Regions from separate parts of the Homo sapiens genome. Here region 2 is linked to region 1. The links are chromatin contacts, found by Hi-C or POLR2A ChIA-PET in ENCODE. All regions are on one chromosome and are shown on one strand. Each heading gives the region's core, a stretch centred on a gene start or an enhancer-like site at or near the end of the contact. The rest is flanking DNA. Distances are from core to core; before and after follow the strand shown. Region 1 holds the start of ATF3 (activating transcription factor 3). Region 2 has its middle 23 kb from the start of NEK2-DT.

Region 1 (5,951 bases), core at 2,112-4,611:
AGAAAATGGACTCCACTCCCGTTCCAAAGCGAAGAAGTAGGTTGAGCCAGGCAGACAGAGCTGCTAGTACTCTGCCGCTTCTCTGGCAGATCTTATCTTGTGTTTCTAGCATTCTGGGCACGAATACAGTCTTAGGGTTTAGAGAACAGAGTAATGGGGCAGAGGAATGTGGGAAGGGACTGTGCACTGAACTAAGAAACTGCTAGAACCTTTAAATATCTCAAACTTTTTTGTTTTTTCTTTTGCGTTTGGCTCCCTGCAATGTTTTTCTGTTTAGATTTGGTTGCCACGAGTGGGCTGTTTTTAGTTGCCTAGTTCCTTCCCCTCCCCTTTTAATTTTTTCCCTTCCTTTTGCACATGTCCCAGCATGAAGTCTCCAACTCTTATCTCACTCAGCAAAACATACCAAGGCTGATCTGAATGTGGATTCCCCAGGCAATTCACCATCATAAAACCTCAGCAATCTTCAAGTCTCTGCTTAACCCTCTTTCATTGAGGATTAACCCCTGAAATCACCCTAGCCAGGGCTTCCTTCTAAGGCGAGACAGCCATTCTTTTGTTTGCATGGAGAAGAGTTTTGGTGTGGAAAGCTTTTCTGTCCCCTCCACTTCATGGCACTGCCTGTGTGTGTGCTGAGAGTGTGCACACTGGACATTGGTGGCATTAACTGAAGTCAGGGTAAAATAAGGATGCAAAGGACTCAGATGTTGATCACTCTCCTGTGGCAAAGACCTCAGGGGCTCTGCCTTGCTCTGTTCTTTTCCAGTCTCTCAATTCAGCAGGCATTTCACGGTTCTCCTGGGGGCTGAGGGGAGGGAGGCAGGCAGGAGTAGTTTTCGTTTTCCCTGGGTAAGAGTTTCATTCAAGTGGGAGTGGACTTAGTTCTCTGTCAAGATTCTTATCACTTTTCGGGTTTAGAATATCAGGATCAGACTTCCGTGAACAGCTGACAGCATTTCTATCCAACTTGGAGATTCCAAACTAAGAGTAATTAGAATGAAGCAAGATTGATAAAAAGAACTGGAGGCACAATGGTAATAAGAATAACCCGACCGGGGTGTTGGGGGCTTCTCCCCCCACCCCAATTATCCTTCCCTTGCATTGTTTTGTGGAGGACGGTCTGGCTGTTTGTTTACTTGACGCCCTAAGTTGAATTTCCCCTTAAGGACAGGAGCAGATCTCCACAGATCTGGCTTGGGTGTTTTAATGGAATCATAGTTCAACCTGTAAACTGGTCAAAATTTCTGTTTCACAGCAGAAAGAGTAAAAAGCTTCACGTGTTCTCCCTCCTCTCCTTGCTTCACTTTATAATGGTGCTATTTATTCCAGAACAATCTATAAGTAGATAAAATAGCTAAGTAGAGATAACAAATAACTTCATTCAAATGCAAACACTCCTCCACCTAATCCCGCCCGGTGTCCGCCGGGCTGCTCCGACACGCCCGGGGTTTACCTGCGCGCACTCCAGCGGGAGGGCGGGTTGTGGAGGTGTGCTGAGCGGCGCGCGGGGGTGAGGGCGTGGAAGCGGAGGGTGGGGCCCGGAGAGCCGTTACCAGGGCGAAAAGTAAAGCGAAAACACCCGCCCTGCACTTCCCGCGCGACGCCGCTGGAAATCGGTTCAGGTCCAGAGCAGGATCTCGGAGGATCCCGCGTGGAACTCCAGGGCTCCCGGGTCCGCCGGGGCGCAAAGACTTCCGAGGCCGCCCTCCGCGTGTTCCCAGGCCCGTGGAGAGGTGGGTGGTCTGAGTGAGGTCGGGCTTGGCGGCGAGGAACCCCGGTGGGGGGAACTGGGGACTTCAAGTGAGACCCAGGCTCCAGACACCTCTAGTTTCTACCCCAAATTACCAAACTGTGACCTTCGGCCGCCTCTCTCCCAGAGGCAGGTGGAAAGGAGCAGGTGTTTCTGCCCTTCACCGTGCCCCCACACCCTGCGGCCGCGCAGGTCTCCCTCCCAGGCAGGTGCGAAAGTCCCAGGCCACACTTGTGTCTACAAATAGTCATCCACGGGCAGTCAAGAAGGTTCCTTGGTTCTGCCGCTCTCTGAGCAGAAATTGTTGGGGTCGGGGAATAAGAACCAGGAAATCGTTTTTAAGGTTCAAACCCAGTTCTGCTGAGGTCTCAGCTCGAATCTCGGACCACGGGGCCCCGCCTTTCCCGCCACCCTGGCTTGAGGGCAGAGGGGATTTCTGCTGCGGGTTCCGCCTGTGGTCATTGCGTCCCCATTCCGGGCCGTCCGGTCCCAGTCCAATCGGCTCTGGGAGCAGAAGAACACGTGAAAGCTGAACATGGGTTTTCCCTAAATATTGCCTGAGAGCGGGGCGACCCCCAGGCCTGGGCAGGTTCGCGGACCCCAAAGCACCTTCTCTTTCCCCCTCCTCCTGGCCGCTGGCTTCCGCCCCCTCCTACCCTCCCACCGGGTTGCCTCTGATTCCTCCTGGACTCCGATCTTTTCACGCTCTTGTTGGTTTCACTGACATGTTCTTGTCAATTTCAAACGCTTTGTGATTGTAAAAAAAAAAAAATCGAACCGATACGGTCCTACCACTCGCCCTAGTTTCGGAGCCCGGAGCTGTCCTGCGTGTGCGTCCATGTGGAGTGTCCGGGGCTGCGGGCTCGGGCGCACGGTGCCAGCCGAGGGCTGCCCTCCGCTTTTGTGTTAACCGGCGGGCTTCTCGCGGTCCCCGCCGCAGAGGTCACACCCGGCGGGTAACGGCGTGGATACACCGAAGGGTGACTTTGGACACCTTCCCCACACCACAGACTAACGCTTCTGCCCCTACTCCGCCCCTGCTAGAGAAGTAGGAGGCCAGTGGGGGAGGGGGTATTTTCCTGAAGCTCCAGAAAATGACCACGCATTTTAGAGAAAGGTCGTGCCCGCTTCCCAGCCTCACCTAGTCTGGGCTGGGGCCGGGACCCGCCTCCCCACCTTCCCCGCCCCCCCCGCTCTTCAACCTAGCGGAGGGACAGATGCCAGCGCGGTGGAGTCATGCCGCTGGCTTGGGCACCATTGGTCATGCCTGGAACACGCAGCAGCGAGTACGCACATCTGGCGGCTATCCCGGGCGGCTCCGGTCCTGATATGGAGAGAGAGGGCGGGCTGGTGTGTGTCTCAGTGAGCGAGGCTGGGGGAACGCGCCTGGGCTGGCTCCTCCCCGAACTTGCATCACCAGTGCCCCCTCTCTCCACCCGCCTTCGGCCCCGCCTTGGCCCCTCCTCCACCCCCCTTCCTCCGCTCCGTTCGGCCGGTTCTCCCGGGAAGCTATTAATAGCATTACGTCAGCCTGGGACTGGCAACACGGAGTAAACGACCGCGCCGCCAGCCTGAGGGCTATAAAAGGGGTGATGCAACGCTCTCCAAGCCACAGTCGCACGCAGCCAGGCGCGCACTGCACAGCTCTCTTCTCTCGCCGCCGCCCGAGCGCACCCTTCAGCCCGCGCGCCGGCCGTGAGTCCTCGGTGCTCGCCCGCCGGCCAGACAAACAGCCCGCCCGACCCCGTCCCGACCCTGGCCGCCCCGAGCGGAGCCTGGAGGTGAGCGCTGGAAGCCGAGGGAGTGAGCGCGACGAGGGCTGCTCGCCTTCATTCCCTTCGCGCCCCTCTAAGTAACCAGTCCGCCGACCCCTGACCCACCCCGGATCCGCGCCCCCAGCCTCCGGCTTGGAAATAACTCTGGCTTAAACTTCTTCTAAGCCACCGCTGCTCCTCGGCGCTTCGAAAAGTTTCCCGCAAAGCGAAAGAACTAACTTTCTCTTTTGACTTGGGGCGCGAAAGGTTCCTGGTGACGGAGGTCGGGCGTCCACTCTGCCGCCAGCCTCGAGCGCCGCTTCTCTCCGCCGACGGCGCTGGCTTGCCCGGCTGGGAGAGGGCGTAAGGTGGGTGGGCGGGTGCGTTGGGGTGTCCGAGGCTGCCTCGCTCGCCGTCCCGCTCCATCCCTCGCTTCGAGACACGGCACTGTGGGAGCCGATCCTTCCCGGGTGGGGGGGGGGGGGCGCAGAGAGGCACGAAGGCCGGAGGCTTGCGGGAGGGCTGCCCCACGCGCCGAGAGGAATGAATGGGGAAGGGGCGAGAGGGCGGGAGGCGTCCCGGGCGCGGCCGCTGGGGGTCGCCCTGGGTACCCCGCAGCACTGGCGGCAGGACCGTGAAGGCAACCCCGAGAAAAAGTTAGCTGGGATAAGCTTGGAAGTGGCGAGCGCTGGTGTCGCGCTGTCCCGGGGCGGAAGACGGGGAGGGCTCCCGGCAACGGCTGGTGTCCGGACCCCGAGCCCGGGACTCCCACACACCTGGGACTCTCACTCTGGCTTTTCCTTCGGCGGGTCCGCGGGAGACCCACCGTGGCGGGGAAGCGAGGGTGTGGAGCCACTTGTGCAGATATTTGAGAGAATGGCTTTGTGGTCTAGTGCCAGGACTCTGAGCGCTTACACTGCAATCGATGTCGTTGGGCCTCAGTATGCGGAGCCGGGAAATAAGGGCACATGGGCAGTACCGGCCCCCTCTGCGTGTTGGAGGGCACAATGCAGTGGTTGGACCAGATAACTACTAAGGTCCTTTCTGTCTGGAGATTTTCAGATTTTGGAGTGGTGTAGTGGGGAGAAAAGGAGCCAGTGAGGGGACTTGAATGGGGTGGGTCTCTATCTAATGTCATTCACCAGTGTCCAGACAGTGGGGGAAAGGGGACTTTTCTGCAGGGCATCTTTTCCCTCACCAGCTTTCTTTCCACTGGATTCGTTCTCCTTCTCTGCTCCCCCCACTCCCATTTTCATTTCTCATCTACTTCCTTTCCTCCTAAACATTTTCTTTTCCCTAATTTCATTGCATAGGTCACATATGCTTTCTTACAAATAAAATAGTTACTAAATCCTTGATGAACCCAGAAAGAAAAGGAGAGCCAGAAAATCTGGATGTTCTCTCAGTGTACCCCTTTCGTTGTAGGTGACAGTCATATCTTCTGTTCGAAGTTTCTGTCTCTGTAACTTAAAGTGAAGGCAAAAAATTGGTATTACTGTCCCCATTGTTTTGCAGTTAGCATTGGTTGTAGAATAATGCTACAACATACAGGCTCCTGCTTTGAGGATATCCTGGGCAAAGATGGGATGGGGTGAGGATTGCAGTTACTGTCGGAATGGTTTCAGAGACAGCAAAGAAGGCAGCACCCCACGCCCGCAGTGGGGATAAGATACAGCACCCAGCATCTGTGGCAGTGATGGGAGCCTTCTTTTTCTCTCTCTCTTCCTCCTTGCCCTTTAGCCATTATAGAATTCCTTTTTCTCCATGGCCGTTTTCTTCGATAGCCCCTCCCTATCTCAGTCCTGTCAAAGTCTCCTCTGTGATTGGTACCAGGTGCCAGGACTCTTGACCCCTTATCTACCTGGCTAATGGCTCTGTTCTCTGGTTGCCTTGTTGGTTGATCCCTTGAGGCGGTCGATACCTATTGGTGATGGAGCAAAATGAGCAGTCGGTGGGTGTTCAGCAGCTTGGCATGGGCTGGGCCACTCACCAGCTTTATGACCTCAGGCAAGTCATTTTTACCTCCCTGGACCAATGTACTCATTATGAAATGAGAATCTGACCTAGATGATTCTAATATTGAGAGGGTGTGATTTCCATTAGATAGAGTCCATGATTCCTTCCTTTTTAAAATTGGCTGGGCATGGGACAGGGCCAGTGGCTTCGAGTGTTTACCCAGCCAGGGGAGGAGGAAGGACATAGCCAAGATGCCTCAGAAGCTTTCCAAGGGAGAAATGGTTTATATGTGAGAATTGGTTCTCTTTCAAATATGTAATGCAGAAATGCTGGCATCAGCAAATAGTGGGGTGAAACCTACCTGGTCTGTGAAGAACTTGGGGTCAATGAGAGTACAAAAGAGGCTCTGACTGACCTGAATGTCTTGAAGGTTCCAGTTAATTCCTCACTAACAGGGCTTTATTGAATTGATAACAACAGAATGAGTTTTT
Region 2 (5,951 bases), core at 1,643-4,142, 910 kb before region 1:
ATTGCTAACAGCGTGCTAATGACAACTGCCCTTAAAGGAGGCCTCCTGCAGAGCGCCCGCTGCCCCCGTGACCCTCCTCCAGCTGTCTGTGAGATAAGAGTAGTGATAACATAGCTGCTCTTGGAGGAGCATTGTGTGACGGCCAAGGCCCAGAGGCCCCGAAGAGGAGGCACTGTTACCATCTCTATTTTACAGATGAGGAAACCCAGGCTCTAGAGGGTGAGAAAATGCCAGAGCTGGACCTACAGTTCTGCCTGATTCCAAAGTTCAAATCTTAACCACTGCTAAAGAAATAAAGCGGTATATATACATATATACATATACACACACACACATACATACATACATACATATGTATATATATATATATACACACACATATACATGCATACATATATATATATATATATATATTTTTTTTTTAATTGAGACACGGTCTCACTCTGTTGCCCAGGCTGGAGTGCAATGGTGCAATCATAGTTCACTGCAGCCTCAAACTCCTATACTCAAGCAATCCTCCCACTTCAGCCTCCTGAATAATTGTGATCACAGGCACACACCACCATGCCCAGCTAACTTTTTATTTTATTTTATTTTTGTAGAGGCAGGCTCTCGTTATGTTGCCCAGGCTGGACTCAAACTCGTGAGCTCAAGCAATGCTTCTACCTTGGCCTCTCAGAGTGCTGGGATTACAGGTGTGAGCCACCATGCCTGGCCTCATATATTTTATAAATATGAAGGCTCTCTGTACCTCATCCCAAAGGGTGTGGTTTATTACCATCTCTCAGGATTTTACACACTCAGGAAACCCACATACTTCGAGTTCTAGGAACCAAACCCATAGGCCAGAATATGGCTGCCCTCCAAAAAGTACTGTGTGCAGTCTTTGTTGTGAAGTGCCTTCTCAGGGTGGCCCCAAGGTTTTCCCAGACTCTTCCATATTGGTGAGGTTCTGTGTGTCTCCAGGGCTGTCAGAGCCCTCATGCCTCAGCCATCCCTGTAAGGGCAGGAGGACAGGCACAGACAGGTAGACACTGACTCCCTTTCTACCTAGGTCACATGGCACATGGCAGGGCAGACAGGACCACATCCAGACCAGGGCTGTGGTCACCAGGGAAGTCCATTAAACCACTGCATTATGTGACATTCTCTAGAAGGCACCTGGGCAGGGAGGCCAGGGCAACTTAGGTTTAGGGCCAGGTTAACTGCCATGGCTTTTGGGGAGAGAAAGTGACCTAAAATATATAGATACAGGAATTTAATACAAATATGACAGCACACACTTGAATATGATTTGTAGGTTCTGACAACTCAGATGAACCTGGCTTTTCATGAAATCAGCGCTAACCAAAGCGGGCATGTATAGCAATGGGAGCCCTTTCCTTCATCCCAACCTAGATCATTCCCTAATCCCTTTTCTATCCCATCCCACTCAGAACTCAGCTCTCAAGAAGCTCAGTTTCATGATGACCTTGAATTTAATCTACCTTCCCTCGGTGCTTTAAGAGTATTTTTTCTACACTAGATTGATTTACAATGCCTTGTTTGTTTCTTTGTAAGCATTCTTGAGCCTTTCTCAGGCGTCTATGTCAAGGCTTTACCTAAACTAATTGTATTGGGCCACAGCTGTGCACAGGGTAACCAAGAATTCTGGTCTCCCTGGGACCATCCCAGGTTTCAAGTCTGGGCAAACCTCTCAGCCCCAAGAAAACCAAGAGGGTTGGTCAGCTTAGCTATGAAGCTCCTCTTCAGAAGCCTTTCCAGCTGGTCATAGCTAGAGCAGTATTGTCAGTAAGTGGTGTAGACCCTCACATGTGGTCCTTGGAGAGCAACAAGGTGTCCCCTGGGAGCTTATTAGACATGCAGACTCTCAGGCCCCACCCGGCCCTGCTCATCAGAATCTGCTCTTCAGCACAGTCCCTGGGGGCTCCTATGCTTGTCACAGTGGAGAACAGCTGTGCTGGTGGGGAGACTTCCTGCTGAGAAACACAGTGTGGATGACATCTGCTTTTGAGGCACACTTCCAGGGGAGTCCCCCATTTGAACTTAGCCCAAAGCTTTTGGGAAGCCAGTAAAGCACTAGACTAGACCAATTTGAAACCATCCTAACTGGGGCAGAGATCAGTGATAGTCTCCAACAAGGCTCAGGAGGGCTGCAGGCATGTAGGGCACCCAGCAGAGCCCCCACACAGGCCTTTTCTCTCTGAGAATGCAAGGGAAAGAGAGGAATGGCCTCATATCTGCTCTAATTATACATACATATATATATATGTGTGTGTGTGTATCTCTATATATACACATTATATTATATATATACATTATATTTTTTATATGTGTGTGTATATATATATATATATATATATATGAAATTTTTTTTTTTTGAGACAAGATCTCAGTGTTGCCTAGGCTGGAGTGCTGTGGAGCAATCACAGCTCACTGCAGCCTTGACCTCCAGGCTCAAGCAATCCTCCCACCTCAGCCTCTCCAGTAGCTGGGACTACAGGCACTCGTTGCTAGGCCTGGCTAATTCGCTTTTATTTTTAGTAGCGACGGGGTCTCACCATGTTGCCCAGACTGGTCTCAAGCTCCAGAGCTCAAGTGATCCTCCTGCCTCAGCCTCCCAGAGTGCTGGGATTACAGGCGTGAGCCACTGCCACGGGCCTCTAATTTGCATATAATGACAAATGATTCACAGGTGTTGGCACCTTAACTATTGTTAGCTAGAAGTTATTTTTGACACCTCATTTCTGATCTTAATACCCTGCAGTTCTCAACTTGGGTGTTTATCAGAAGCTCTATAGAGCTTGTTGTTGTTGTTTTAAAATGCCTGGGGCACACCTCATACTTCCTGATTCAGGGTCTGTGGTGAGGGTCCAGGTTTCTGTAATTTGGGGATGTCCCCGGGTGGTTCTGAGGGGCACCCAGGGACAAGGCCACCAGGAGAGGATCCTGCGCCGCGTTCAGCCCTGGCCTCTCGCTGCCATGCTGCCTGTAACCAGGTGGGGGCGCCCTCTCCCTCCTGGAGCTGAAGGGACAGCGCCGCCGCTCACCTACCTGGACCCGCACGCTCTTTTTTGCAGAGGGAGGGAGGTGTGGTTTATGAGTCTGGACTCCGGAGAACTCAAACCCTCGGGAGGCCTAGAGACTGCGCAGTGTCCGGATATAGAAATATTGACCCCGTTACTGAAACAGTAACAGCAGACTGCAGCTTTTCATGCACAGAGATGTTCCCGAAGGTGCCACGGGGCCTGTTGGCCCAGGCCTGGGAGTGCTTTCTCAGAGCCCTTCACTCTGCACTTCAGTTTCCGCCCCCCGCCCCCCGTCCCCCGCCCGCTATGACTTGACTTTGAGAAGAGCTCAGGTGAGGTGAAGGCTCAGTGCAGGACTGTGGGACTTTTTCTCATAAAGTGTCATGAAAGCTCCTCCTAGGAGCCTTTGTGGACACAGCCTCCCCTACGGTGCCCTTGGGGCTTTAGAGGTGAGCTTCCAGGGGCCGGGCGACCCGCACTCCCTTCCCTCTAGACCAGATGGAACTGAAGGCGCTGCGGCTGAGGAGCTGCCTGTGGAGCACAGAGCGGGGCACAGCGACAGAGAGGGCAGGCAGGGGGCCTGGCTCCAGCCCCGGCTTCCTAGGAAGTTGTGACCCTACGGCCCTCTCGGGACTCAGCTGTCCTTTCCATGTAGGATGGGTTGGTGCAGGTGATCTCCGCCTTGTGCTCTGGCTTCAGCAAGCCGTGATTCCCCGAGTGCTTTCATGTGGAGAAGGGTCCCTGTCCGCTAATGCCCCGGCAGAGAATACACGCAGGGCACATGCGTGCAAACAGACTTAGGACCCAGGTTCTGAGGAGTACGTTCCGGAAAGCTCATCTGCCCTTCTTCCCTGCTGGAGGCACAGGCCACTCCCACCCCAGCAATGGTCCCAACACTGGGGACTCTCACCCATCAATGTCCTTGATGTGCCAGGCACTGTGCAAACTCTTTGCACATGAATCTCACTCCACCCTTCCCACAACTCCATGAGGAAGTATCACTATCCCCATTTTGTTTTATCTTAGTTTTAGAAGACAATTTTTATGTCAGTTTAAGCTATCAAATGTACCAGGTCTGCTGAAATGTATAATTTTTGCCTTTTTCCCTGTTGGACTAAAATAGGGCCAATTGTGTCACCATTTGGCTTATAAAGTATCAAGCATTTTTCCATTAAGAATGAACAGATCACCGGGTGTGGTGGCTCATGACTGTAATCCCAGCACTTTGGGAGGCAGAGGTGGGCGGATCACAAGGTCAGGAGTTCGAGACCAGCCTGGCCAATATGGTGAAGCCCTGTCTCTACTAAAAATACAACAATTTGCCGGGCATGGTGGCGTGCACCAGTAGTCCCAGCTACTCGGGAGGCTGAGGCAGAAGAATTGCTTGAACCTGGAAGGCAGAGATTACAGTGAGCCCAGATCGCGCCACTGCACTTCAGCCTGGGTGACAGAGCAAGACCCTGTCTCAATAAGAAAAGAAAGAAAGAAGGAAGGAAGGAAGGAAGGAAGGAAGGAAGGAAGGAAGGAAGGAAAGAAGAAGAAGAAAAAAGAAAAGAAAAGAAAAAAAGAATGAACAGATCTCCCCAGCACTTTGGGAGGCCCAGGCAGGAGAATCGCTTGACCCCAGGAGTCCGAGACCAATCTGGGCAACATAGTGAGACCCTGTCTCTACAAAAAAAGTTTAAAATTAGCTGGATGGGGTAGCACATGCCTGTGGTCCCAGCTACTCAGGGGAGCTGAGGAAGGAGGATCTCTTGAGCCTAGAAGGTCCAGGCTGCAGTGAGCCAAGATTGCACCACTGCACGGCACTCCAGCCTGAGAGATAGATCGAGACTCTGTCTCAAAAAAAAAAAAAAAAAAAAAAAAAAGATGAACAGATCTCAAGGTGGGACCAAATTAAGATTGGATTTTAAATCATCACCAAGTATTTAACACCTCTTTATCACATAACTGATTACCCTTAGAGGAAACTGAACTCTTCTAGAACATCAGTTACAGGCATGATTCAGTGTGACAGTGCATCGCAAAACAATGAATTCTAGGGTTTTTTGGTTGGGTTTGGTTGTTTGGCTGGTTGGTTTTTGTTTAGTTTTGTTTAGTTTTGTTTTGTGGGATTGGTTGTTTTGTCTGGTTTTGTTTGTCAAAAATTCTGGACATAAATGGCTCAAGATTTTGCTTAAAACTGCTGGAGCATCATCAATATATATTATTTCAAACTGCACCCTCACCTGCCCCACCCACCCTTCAGCCTCTGGGAATGGGAGTTGGGTGCTGGATTTTGAGGTCTGTGAAAACTCTTGAACAGTGAGATCTGATGAGCTTCTAGACTACAGAACACATGGAGGTGCTGGAGGGTGGGTGCCCAGAGAGGACGTGGAAGCCCTACCCCCTGCCCCACCCCTACCTCGCCCTATCCATCTCCCATCTAACTGTTCCTGAGTTGTGTCCTTTATAATAAGCTGGTAAATGTAGTGTTTCTCTGAGATCTGTGGGCCATTGAATCTGTGGGCCATTCTAGCAAATTATTGAGCCCAAGGGAGGGGGCCATTGGAACCGCTAACTTATAGCTGTTTGGTCAGAAATACCTGAGACCCAGACTTGCCATTGGCATCTGCAATGGGGGCAGTCTGGTGGGACTGAGCCCTGAAAGTGTGGGATCTGACAGGAGCTGCAGCTTGATAGTGTCAGAATTAAATTGTAGGACACCCAGTTGGTGTTGGAGAATTGGTCACTGGGGGAAATAACCCAGACCTCTGGTGTCAGAAATGTTGTGTGGGTGTAAAGAAACTGTTTTTCTCATCTACCCAAGACCTTGTTTTCTGGCTAACTCCTACTTGACCTTCAAAACCCAACTCACGGCTCACCTCCTGGGGATCCTTCCCTGATCCCCAAGGTGCGAGGTAGGTGGTGCTCTTACGTGTG

What was found. Hi-C counts contacts between places; a loop is a spot of excess contacts on that map. ChIA-PET counts read pairs that join two places held with the same protein, here RNA polymerase II (POLR2A). Pooled maps may share reads with other maps.
Region 2: a map with no recorded cell type shows a loop between it and region 1 (8-fold over the local background). The contact joins the enhancer-like site here to the promoter of ATF3 in region 1. A Hi-C loop is called at or near these places in 2 of 37 single-sample maps with no recorded cell type and 3 of 50 pooled maps. POLR2A ChIA-PET finds 5 or more read pairs at or near these places in 2 of 52 experiments (GM12878 and endothelial cell of umbilical vein).

What each region holds. Positions count from the first base shown.
Region 1 is chr1:212,605,400-212,611,350 of GRCh38, forward strand. ATF3 (activating transcription factor 3) reads left to right here and starts at 3,362. Exons shown (of 4, transcript NM_001674.4): 1 at 3,362-3,531. RefSeq lists silencers at 1,454-1,633, 3,024-3,233, 3,854-3,993, 4,004-4,183 and enhancers at 2,030-2,987, 2,988-3,945, 3,684-3,743.
Region 2 is chr1:211,695,663-211,701,613 of GRCh38, forward strand. No RefSeq gene overlaps it. Among named protein-coding and RNA genes, the nearest start is that of NEK2-DT, 23 kb to the left of the region's middle. RefSeq lists an enhancer at 1-96 and a silencer at 3,304-3,363. Within about 2 kb of position 2,893, at least 3 of the 41 ENCODE cell types and tissues checked have a DNase peak (open chromatin) inside an H3K27ac peak, as active enhancers do.